Regions from separate parts of the Homo sapiens genome. Here all the other regions are linked to region 1. A link is a contact called in ENCODE Hi-C or POLR2A ChIA-PET data. All regions are on one chromosome and are shown on one strand. The core of a region is the stretch at or near the end of the contact, and the rest is flanking DNA. Distances in the headings are between cores, read along the strand shown. Region 1 overlaps SLC1A2 (solute carrier family 1 member 2). Region 2 overlaps LOC105376626 (a long non-coding RNA gene). Region 3 has its middle 60 kb from the start of CD44-DT.

What was found. Hi-C counts contacts between places; a loop is a spot of excess contacts on that map. ChIA-PET counts read pairs that join two places held with the same protein, here RNA polymerase II (POLR2A). Pooled maps may share reads with other maps.
Region 2: a pooled map shows a loop between it and region 1 (2.6-fold over the local background). The contact joins two enhancer-like sites. A Hi-C loop is called at or near these places in 2 of 37 single-sample maps with no recorded cell type and 7 of 50 pooled maps. POLR2A ChIA-PET finds 5 or more read pairs at or near these places in 1 of 52 experiments (T-cell).
Region 3: a pooled map shows a loop between it and region 1 (2.0-fold over the local background). The contact joins two enhancer-like sites. A Hi-C loop is called at or near these places in 2 of 168 maps with a recorded cell type or tissue (esophagus muscularis mucosa and natural killer cell), 1 of 37 single-sample maps with no recorded cell type and 3 of 50 pooled maps. POLR2A ChIA-PET finds 5 or more read pairs at or near these places in 2 of 52 experiments (T-cell and activated T-cell).

What each region holds. Positions count from the first base shown.
Region 1 is chr11:35,255,860-35,258,932 of GRCh38, forward strand. It overlaps SLC1A2 (solute carrier family 1 member 2), which reads right to left. Exons shown (of 11, transcript NM_004171.4): 11 at 1-3,073. Among named protein-coding and RNA genes, the nearest start is that of SLC1A2-AS1, 24 kb to the right of the region's middle. Within about 2 kb of position 1,597, at least 5 of the 41 ENCODE cell types and tissues checked have a DNase peak (open chromatin) inside an H3K27ac peak, as active enhancers do; they include natural killer cell, where a contact is called at or near this core.
Region 2 is chr11:35,012,298-35,015,370 of GRCh38, forward strand. It overlaps LOC105376626 (a long non-coding RNA gene), which reads right to left. Exons shown (of 4, transcript XR_001748180.2): 4 at 1-3,073. Among named protein-coding and RNA genes, the nearest start is that of MIR1343, 72 kb to the left of the region's middle. RefSeq lists an enhancer at 1,595-1,644. Within about 2 kb of position 1,419, at least 5 of the 41 ENCODE cell types and tissues checked have a DNase peak (open chromatin) inside an H3K27ac peak, as active enhancers do.
Region 3 is chr11:35,076,404-35,079,476 of GRCh38, forward strand. No RefSeq gene overlaps it. Among named protein-coding and RNA genes, the nearest start is that of CD44-DT, 60 kb to the right of the region's middle. RefSeq lists an enhancer at 1,691-1,740. Within about 2 kb of position 1,433, at least 12 of the 41 ENCODE cell types and tissues checked have a DNase peak (open chromatin) inside an H3K27ac peak, as active enhancers do; they include natural killer cell, where a contact is called at or near this core.

The DNA.
Region 1 (3,073 bases), core at 347-2,846:
TGAAGCTTGTTGTAAAACATCAAATGAATAGAGGCTTGAATTTAATTTCTCCCAAAGGAGATGAGAAAAATCTAAATTGATTATTCATTATTGTGGGCTACTTCAACTTAAAATGTAAATAGGTCACATTTTATAGTAGGAAGCCTCTTAAGAAGGAAACAAAGCAGAGATCATAATACATTGGGCTCATAGGGCTGGAAGGGGATTTTAGTCATTTAATCCAACCCCTTCACTTTTCATATGGGAGAAAATGAGGCTTGGACACAAAATGACTTATGTAAGTCATACAGCTAAAAATGGGCAGAGTCTAAATCAAATGTTCCCTCTACCAAACCATGTTGTTTCTTATCATCTCTATGTCATTGCCTGAATTAGCTGTGTTATGCTACAAAGTTGGATACTATTTAATCAAGATTCTCTGTTATCTATTTTAAAACCAAGCCTCACACTAACTTGTGTGATGGCTTACTAAGCTGGCTGTTAGCAAAGCAGCAACAATAAGTGGAATGATAGGAAAGGAAGAGGTGGAGTAGAAAATTTGGTTTTCTTTTAGGGAAAATCATAAGAAAATGTGTCATGAGCAGCTGGAAACTCACTCTATGCTAGGAGAACAATCTGCCTCTAGTGCCACCTGCTTGGATTGGCACTCAGTGATCCCTCTAGGCTTAACCAGAAATTACTACAGATACTGAGACCATTTATCTTCTTTGACAATTAGACTTACAAAACTCACTCCAGAATTCCTTCAGGCTGTTTTTTTTTTAACTTAGTCTTCTTCTGCCTCCAGACTCTAGCATTCTTATTCAAGGAGCAAGTATGATAATAACTGAAAATTTCATTTGGTCCTTTTTCTTGGTTTGGAATGAGTTCAGTTGGAGAATAAGTAAAACAAACCAGCAGCTCAGACAACTAGATAGCCGTAAGAGTTAGAGAGCAGCTAGGTGAGAAAAATCACTTCCACTGGGGTATAACTGCTGTGCACTTTTAGTCATCAAACTAGATGAGAGCTAATGAGACTTGTTTTTCAGGAGTCAGAACTATGGAGAATTCTCTCTGAGCACGGATATACCTACTTGGATTTACTGCTGCATTCCATGGGAAAATATTGCACAGGTGGCCGAAGCCTTGATTCTGACAAAAGTAAAAAAAACTATAACATCACTTTTGCTATTGAGAGCAAAGGGACGTGTAGTATTTGCAAAAACATGGCAGAATTGGGTTTCCTTTGGTGGACCCAGTAAATGAGTTTCCCAACCACTTTGCTCCAAAAGGGCTTCTTGACTAGATACATATGCAAATGATGTATTTCTCCACACACAAGTGGAAATGACCAGAGACCCTCTAATCAACAGGTCATTGAGATTCCTGGCATCACCTAGCAGGAATCTCCCCATGACTTGAATTTTCCCTAAGCCTTTCTCATATTCCATGAGTCTAAATCCAGGAGCTAGGCATTTTGGCACCCCTTCTTTCAGCTTTCATGAATATCCAGGCTGACTAGTGGTTCGAGAGGAGAAAGAAATATTTGTCTTTTACAGGGTATGGTAACTTCCGCAGACAGCAAAACCATAGGCTGTGTTTCTACACACTCAATAGGAAGTAAAAACTGAAACTGATAGCTATGTGGTTCAGCTCTCATAACCTAGAGTCCTATGTTGAAGATCTGTGAGATCTAGATGATTGCCCTGATTTTCTGATGCTCTTTGTATGGGAAGCATGCCCTCAAAGATCTAAGGTAAAGTATTACCTTGAAAGATAAGCTATTCTTCTCACTGATTGGATTGGATTTGATTCATTGAATTTGAGTAAGTAATTAAGTGATGATTCCACTTGGGTTTCTCAAAGGGCAAGAATGAGAAAGAGAAGAATTAAAGTCTACTTAGTTGGTTTTCTCCTGAAATGATTCTGATTCCTAAAAAACATGAATGAGTCTATAGCAAAATGGCATTGCCGAAGCCCTGATTTACAGACCTTACAGGATGCAGTGTATGTATGTTTCTGGCCTGCTGTAACTGTATATAAATATAACATTTATGCATTATCAAATAGTAACAGACTATTACAAGCATTCATATATATGTTGAACCAATTAGGATAAATCTATACATATAATTGACAGGTTAAATGTATTCTATTTAGATAAAGGTTATTAGAGGTATACCCTGGATCCATTTGTTCTGTTTATGGCACATATGCTGGGCAAAGAAAATCCCAAATGGGCATGGCAAGGGAGAAATAAATGAGGCTTAAATAAAAACAGAGGACATAGACATATGTCAACATGTCAACTCTACATGCATTTTGGATTTTCAGGCTAGTCCTGAGTTCAAGAAATTGTATATTTTTAATATGACTTATTGAATTTCCAGATAAGTGTGATTTTCTAAGTATATTCTCACGAGACTTCCTGCACACAGTAAGTCTCAGACCAGAAAAAACTTGCTTTGTGAAGTTGTACACCTTGTTTCTTCCAAACACATTGTCTGCTGACATATTTACAGGCTAATAGGATAGCTAGGAAAAAGTTGAAGACAAAACACACCGGAAAGGTTTCAGGCAGAGTTCTGAGAAGAGAATCCTGTGACCACTCCATTGAGAAACATGCCCATGTATATAGATCCCAAAGCTGGCCTTCCATAGCAAAAAACAACAAGCTCCTAGACGCTTTGCCTATAGCCTCCAACTTACCAGAAAAAAGCTCTTGGGAACACCACTTAAAGAAAATCCTAAACAGTTTCACAGCTAAACCCAGGAACTGTCTCCTTAACCTATAACATTTGCTGTAAAGAATGTATTTTCTGGCCGGGCACGGTGGCTCACGCCTGTAATCCCAGCACTTTGGGAGGCCATGGCGGGTGGATCATGAGGTCAGGAGATCGAGACCATCCTGGCTAACATAATGAAACCCATCTGTACTAAAAATACAAAAAATTAGCCAGGCATGGTGGCATGTGCCTGTAGTCCCAGCTACTCGGGAGGCTGAGACAGGAGAATCGCTTGAACTAGAGAGGTGGACATTGCAGTGCAGTGAGCTGAGATCGTGCCACTGTACTCCAGCCTGAGCAACAGAGCA
Region 2 (3,073 bases), core at 169-2,668, 240 kb before region 1:
AGTGGAGCCAGGGTCATGCTATCAACCTTGCTGGTTAGGTAGTCTCCTAGAGCCAGGGACACGGAGGCACCCCCAGGAAGGAGAGTTCCTTTCTAAAGCTGCAGAGCACATTAATTCCTTTATTTTTGCTGCATTGAGATAGTCTCTTCATTCCCCTGAAGGTTGACCATACCTCTTACTGTTTATCTCTGAGTTCTCAGGCAGTTCTCTGGCAGTTCTCAGGAACTGGCAGATTTTGTTGGTTAATGTATTGTTTAGACCTCACCATGCCCCAGCAGGTTGAGAAGTAAATGGTGTTTTCTTCTAGGATTAGACCTGCTGACATTTTGAAATAGCCTAGGGCTGCTGGAAAGAGGTACCCAGGAGTTCTCTCCCTTTGAGGACAGGACCACTACCAGTTGACCTGTCTCCCCCTTTCCTTCAAACTAGGATGTTGGCAGCAGAAGATGAGGCTTGGTATGAAAATGAACAGCTTGTGAAAGCGTAACAGGATGTGAGTAAATTAAAGAATTGGGGTTTTTCCCTTTGGTTTTTTAGGTAGAGGGGAGCCTACCTACAATGAAAAGTTAAATAAAAAGTACCCACATGAATGAAGGCAGGGGCAAGTCCAAAGCCAAGATACCGTTTCACTCTAAGTAAACCCACTGAGGGAATCCCCTCCCTTAAAAAGGAAAAAAAAAAAAAAAAAAAAAAAAAAAAGGAAAGAAAACTGGTTGGGCTTGGTGGCTCATGCCTGTAATCCCAGCACTCTGGAAGGCCAAGGCAGGTAGATCGCTTGAGGTCAGGAGTTCGAGACCAGTCTGGCCAACATGGTGAAACCCCGTGTCTACTAAAAATACAAACGATTAGCTGGGCGTGGTGGCATGCGGCTGTAATCCCAGCTACTCAGGAGGCTGAGGCAGGAGAATCACTTAAACCTGGAAGGCAGAGGTTGCTGTGAGCCGAGATCATGCCACCATACCCCAGCCTGGGTGACGGAGTGAGATTCTGTCTCAAAAAAATAAAAATTAAAAATTTTTTTTAAAAAGAAAACAAATTATTAGAAACTATGACCTTCATCATCTTTTCTGTGCCTATTCTCCACTGACTTCTGGTGGCGGGGGGGGTCTTGGAATTTCATCCAGGAGAATATGTCCTTGGGTTACATGGTTGCAGAAACAAATGACTTGGTACTTGATAGTCTTTATAGAAAGAGAAATCAAAGTGCTGCAGTTAACACTGGCCAAGGCACTTGAATGCAAAGCAAAAGTGACAAAAGGGACTGAGGTTGCAGTACGGGAAGTACACTACTGTGTCAGTAGTTAAAGGTGGTGGCCTTGATTTCTCAGAGGGAGAGGAATCAGCTTTGAAGATGCCTGTCACAGACACTAGAAAATCCAACCATCTAGGGCATTGTGTCTGCTGACTCTGTGCTGAGGGATAGAGCTAGAACCCAAATTCCAGGTCCCTGTGTGTTGAAAACAGTCAATCAGCATTCTGACCCTGCCCTGATTACTTTGAATTCAGTGGCCTGGAAAGCCCCATTGATTTCACTGTCTGATTTCTGGAAGTCAATTGAAAGAGAAACATAGCAGCAAGAACCTAAAAGAAAATACAAAAGTTAGCACCTTCTAAGAATAACTTACTGGTCCCAAGTTGGTGTCTATACCTAGTCAGCACCATTAAGAGTCATCCCCGTGGTTGGGGGAAGGTATACCTACAAGGTATTGTCTACATGGGGATTTATAACTTTTACTCTTTAAGGTTTGCCTGCTTGCCAGAGATGTTGCTTCGTTTACTGTTGTTGCTTTCAAAACAGTTGCCTTTTATTTTCCTCTTGCCATGGAAACTGAAATAAATAAAGAGAAGCATGGTTTTTGAATGTTCTCCAGCTTTAGATGCATTGAAGTTTTCAAGATCAGTCAATAAGCATTTTTCTGCCCAATTACCTGTGAGAAGATGTATCTATTGGGAATAAAGAATGGGGGGCGGGGGGTATTGGAAAGGCTGATCAATAAGGCTGGGCTTCATGTCAAACATGTCAATGTATGCTTAGGCCAGTTTCAAATGTTTGGTGGCATTTTGTTCACAAAAGGATAGAGTGTGTGCATCATATTTGTTTTTTTTGTTTTTTCACAAAATTGAGTTAAATCCAGTGCTTTTGTTATTGGCTATTCTTCATGTAGCTTTCTTTAGGGTGGTTGTTTACAAAGACTTCGGCATGGTTTCACAGAGACTCATTCCAGTGGAATCCAGTTAGATGGTCCTAATGCTTTCGTTCCAGCTATGACATGTGTTTTGATTCACAGTATGCTTGGATGGACTGTGTGGATGCTTCATTCCTATGGAAGACATAATTCAGAACAGAAAACTTGTAACAGCAGCATCTTGCCTGCAAAATTATTTAAGAAAAAAAAAAAAAAGACTTTCTGGTTAATACCAAAATCTTTAACTGTCCTTTAGATAGGTACTGTTTCAAGTAATTAACCCACTGTGATTCTCAACAATGGGTCCATAATAGCCTTACCTGAACATTAACTCCTCCTATTTGCCCCCATTACTCCCAGAGATTCCAGTATTTTTTTAGTGGGGCTTTGGTGGTGGTGTGCGTGTATGTATGTATGTGTATATGTTATGTATACACATGCACATATGTGCCTTGGGTGTATGTAACTATGTATGTATATACACACATATTTTTAAACATAAATTTTTATAATATTCATTTTAAACAAAAGTATACAGATATATAATCTTAAGCACCACAGGTGAGTTTGAAGTCCAGCCATTGTTGGGAACCATGGAATCAAACACAATTTTTTAAAAGCACTTTGCTTTCATGACAAATAATACACTTAAGGATAGGAAGAGAAGGAGATGCTCACAGATACAAAGACGTTAAAAAAAAAATGCCCATGTTCATGAAGGGGCTTGCTTACAACCAATTGCTCTCTTATTTCACGGGCTCTTTTGATTTTACATAAAGTTCAGTGCTATAAAACTCTGTAAAATTTCATTATGTTTTTAAAGTCAGAGGCAGGGAAAAAGTCACCTCCAGGTGTTTAGAAAACTAAAAAAGACTGCCATTTCACTG
Region 3 (3,073 bases), core at 183-2,682, 180 kb before region 1:
GAGGGTGCCAAGGCTGTAAAATAGGACTGGTCTCTGATGGAGTCATAGAGAGGCCATCAGCATCACATTAAGTAAACAATACGTGGCTCCTTGAGCTAATAGGCCAGCATCTATAACTAAGTGGAAACTTTTTGGCAAGAAAGGCAAGATCCCAGGCTCTTCTAGAACAGAGGTTAACAAACTTTGGCCTTTGGGCCAAACATAGCCCGTGACCTGTCACAGCTTTACTTGTTGATAAATAATGCTGTACAGAAGCACATGTCTGTTCACATGTTACAATGACAGAATTGAGGAGTTGTGACAGATACTGCAGGGTTTGCAAAGCCAAAAATATACTCTATCTAGCCCTTTGCAGAAAATGTTTGGCAACCTCTGTCCTAGAAGATGGTGAGGCTTGGAGGCAGTATTGTGTTTCCAAGTGATATGTTTATCATGGACTGAGGGAAACCACTGAAAAGAAGGAAATGGCAAGGTTTAGGCAGGATGTCAAGACCGTATCTGAATAGTCTAGAGTCCAAGACCCCAGGTGTAGGCAGAAACCAAAGCAAAAGATCTCTCCTATTGATTGGACAAACATGGGGAGGATTAAGGCAAGAATGAGGCTCATTAGGCTTGTGAAATCCAAGCGCACCTTATAATAGATATAGACAATTCCAAAGCAAGGACAGCAAGTCCAGTTTCAATGATTGGCTGATGGGTTTCAGCCAATGGTCAGTTTGAAATGCTCAGTGCTGAGTGGGGCTGGGAAGGCAGAGACTGCCCCGGGAGTAAGGAACTATTAAGTCCAAATAACCTGGATCTTTCTGCTAGACAATAAGAGGATGGCGCTATCCTCTCTACTTCCTGTTCAATATAGTAGCTCATCACACTCATCAACAAAAGGAATGCAATGGAAATTAAAATATCTCCCAGATATGGTTGTCAGATTTAGCAAATAAAAATACAGAACACCTAGTTAAATTTGAATTTCAGATACACAAAGAAAAAAATTTAATGTAAGTTTGTCTGAAATATTGCATTGGACATAATTATACTAAAATTATTTATTATTTGAAATTCTAATTTCAGTGAGAGTCCCGCATTTTGTCTGGCAACACAATTCCCCGGAAACTGGCCACCTTTGTGATAAATTATGATTAACAAAACAATGTTTTAACTTCTGGGGCAGTAAGAAATTTCTAGACCTCTGGTCCTTTTTGTTTCTCCCTCTGTCTACATACTTCCTTTCCCACCTCCTTTTATCTCCTCTCTATCACTTCCATTTCAAGGCTTGTCCAGGAGGGAGGACCAGTCACATCTGTCAATACTTCCAAGAATTATCATATGGCTTTAACTCTCATTGATTAAACCAGAGAAAGGCTGGAAACAGAGAAAGAAGAAGTCAACCTTCTTAAAGTGACTCACAGGAAGGAAACCTGGTGGACGGACAGTTTGACGATTGGTTTCTGACTCACTGGAGATTTCTTTGCTAGAGATATGCATCATTAATTTGGTATCAACAAACCATTGACATTTCCCGGGCAGTACACAGAATGCTGTCGTGGTAAAAACAGGTTTAGATTAACTGCTGGGCACTTCCTGGTTCCAAACATTAAATTAAAATGGAGATTTTTGGGTTTCATGGAAATCTCTGAGATAAAAAGCAGAAGACTCTGTGAGAACCACGCTCACAGTTTTCAGGCATCACCCCAGCACTATATTCTGTGAAGATGTTCTTGGGAAAGGTTCAAGAGAAGTCAAATCTGTGTAACTTGCTGTATGCTGTGGTCACAGTGGATAAACCTCACCTGCAGTGAAGAGGATGTGGGCAAAGATTATGCTCAGTGATGACTTTAGAAGCTTGGGCAATATGTAAAAAACACTTACAAAACATTAAACTGATGGGATTTTCATTATTCTTCCCTACCAATCATTCTCTAGTGACCTTTCCACCACTGTGACAGTATTGGAGGCACCCATGAGGATCTCCCTCTGAGAAAGAACTTGCTGTTCAGCTGCAAGGAGTGCAGTTAGTTTGCAGCCCCCAGCTGTTTGCACCTTAGCATTGTCTCATCTTTGAAGCTCAGGCCATCCTCTTCTTGGGCAGCCCCCAGAGAAGGGCTGAGCACAGAGGGGTTGCTATGGCTTGGCCATTTCTTTCAACATGGGGCTCCTCAAATGAGCAATATTTGTTTTCGAAATGCCCATGAAGTGAGCCAAAACTTTGTCAGGTCTGCACTGAGCTCTGAGGCTCATGCAGTCCAATCCTGTTTCCTCCCCATTTTGTCTTCATTTCCCAATGCAATTGATTCAATGATTGTGTCCCCTAAAATTCATATGTGGAAATCCTAACCTCCAAGGTGATGGTATGAGCAGGTGGGGACTTTGGGTGACAATTAGGTCATGAGTGTACAGCCCTCGTGAATGGGATCAGTGCCTTTATAAAAAAGAACCCCAGAGAGCTCTCTCACTCTTTCCACCATGGGAGGATACAATGAGAAGTTGGAATCTGCAACCCAGAAGAGGGCCCTGACCATAACCCAACCATGTTGGCACCCTGATCTTAGACTTCCACCTCCAGAACTGTGAAAAATAAACTTCTGTTGTTTCAGCCACCCAGTCTGTGATACTTTGTTACAGCAGCCAGAACTAACACACCCAAGAAACCTCTTGCTTTCCTAATTCTGCCTTCTTGGCCACTTCCCTGAGAGCACATCTGACACACTATCATGGCTTCAAGGAAGCAGGCAGAATGGGTGCCATTTTAACAAAAGAAAATAAATTTTATGGGGAAAGTTCTTACCAGAAAGGAAGGGGACAAAAGGTTAAGTTCAGTCCTTCCTGCCCAAGAGAGATTGTGAATGAGAAAGAAATAGAGGCAGAGTGTGACCTTCAAATATTAGGGTCTTGCCTCCACTCTTCCTTGGGGTCAAGCCTTGTTGGGGGCGGGCTATAGAAGCATTTAGAAAGGTATTAGGAACCTAAGAACATTGGGCAAGTGACATACTTTCCCACACATGGCCTGGAGGAGGCTGAAAGCACCTAGGAGAAGCCTCGTATTTGTCTTGGCACCATGTCTAACATGGCTTGAATG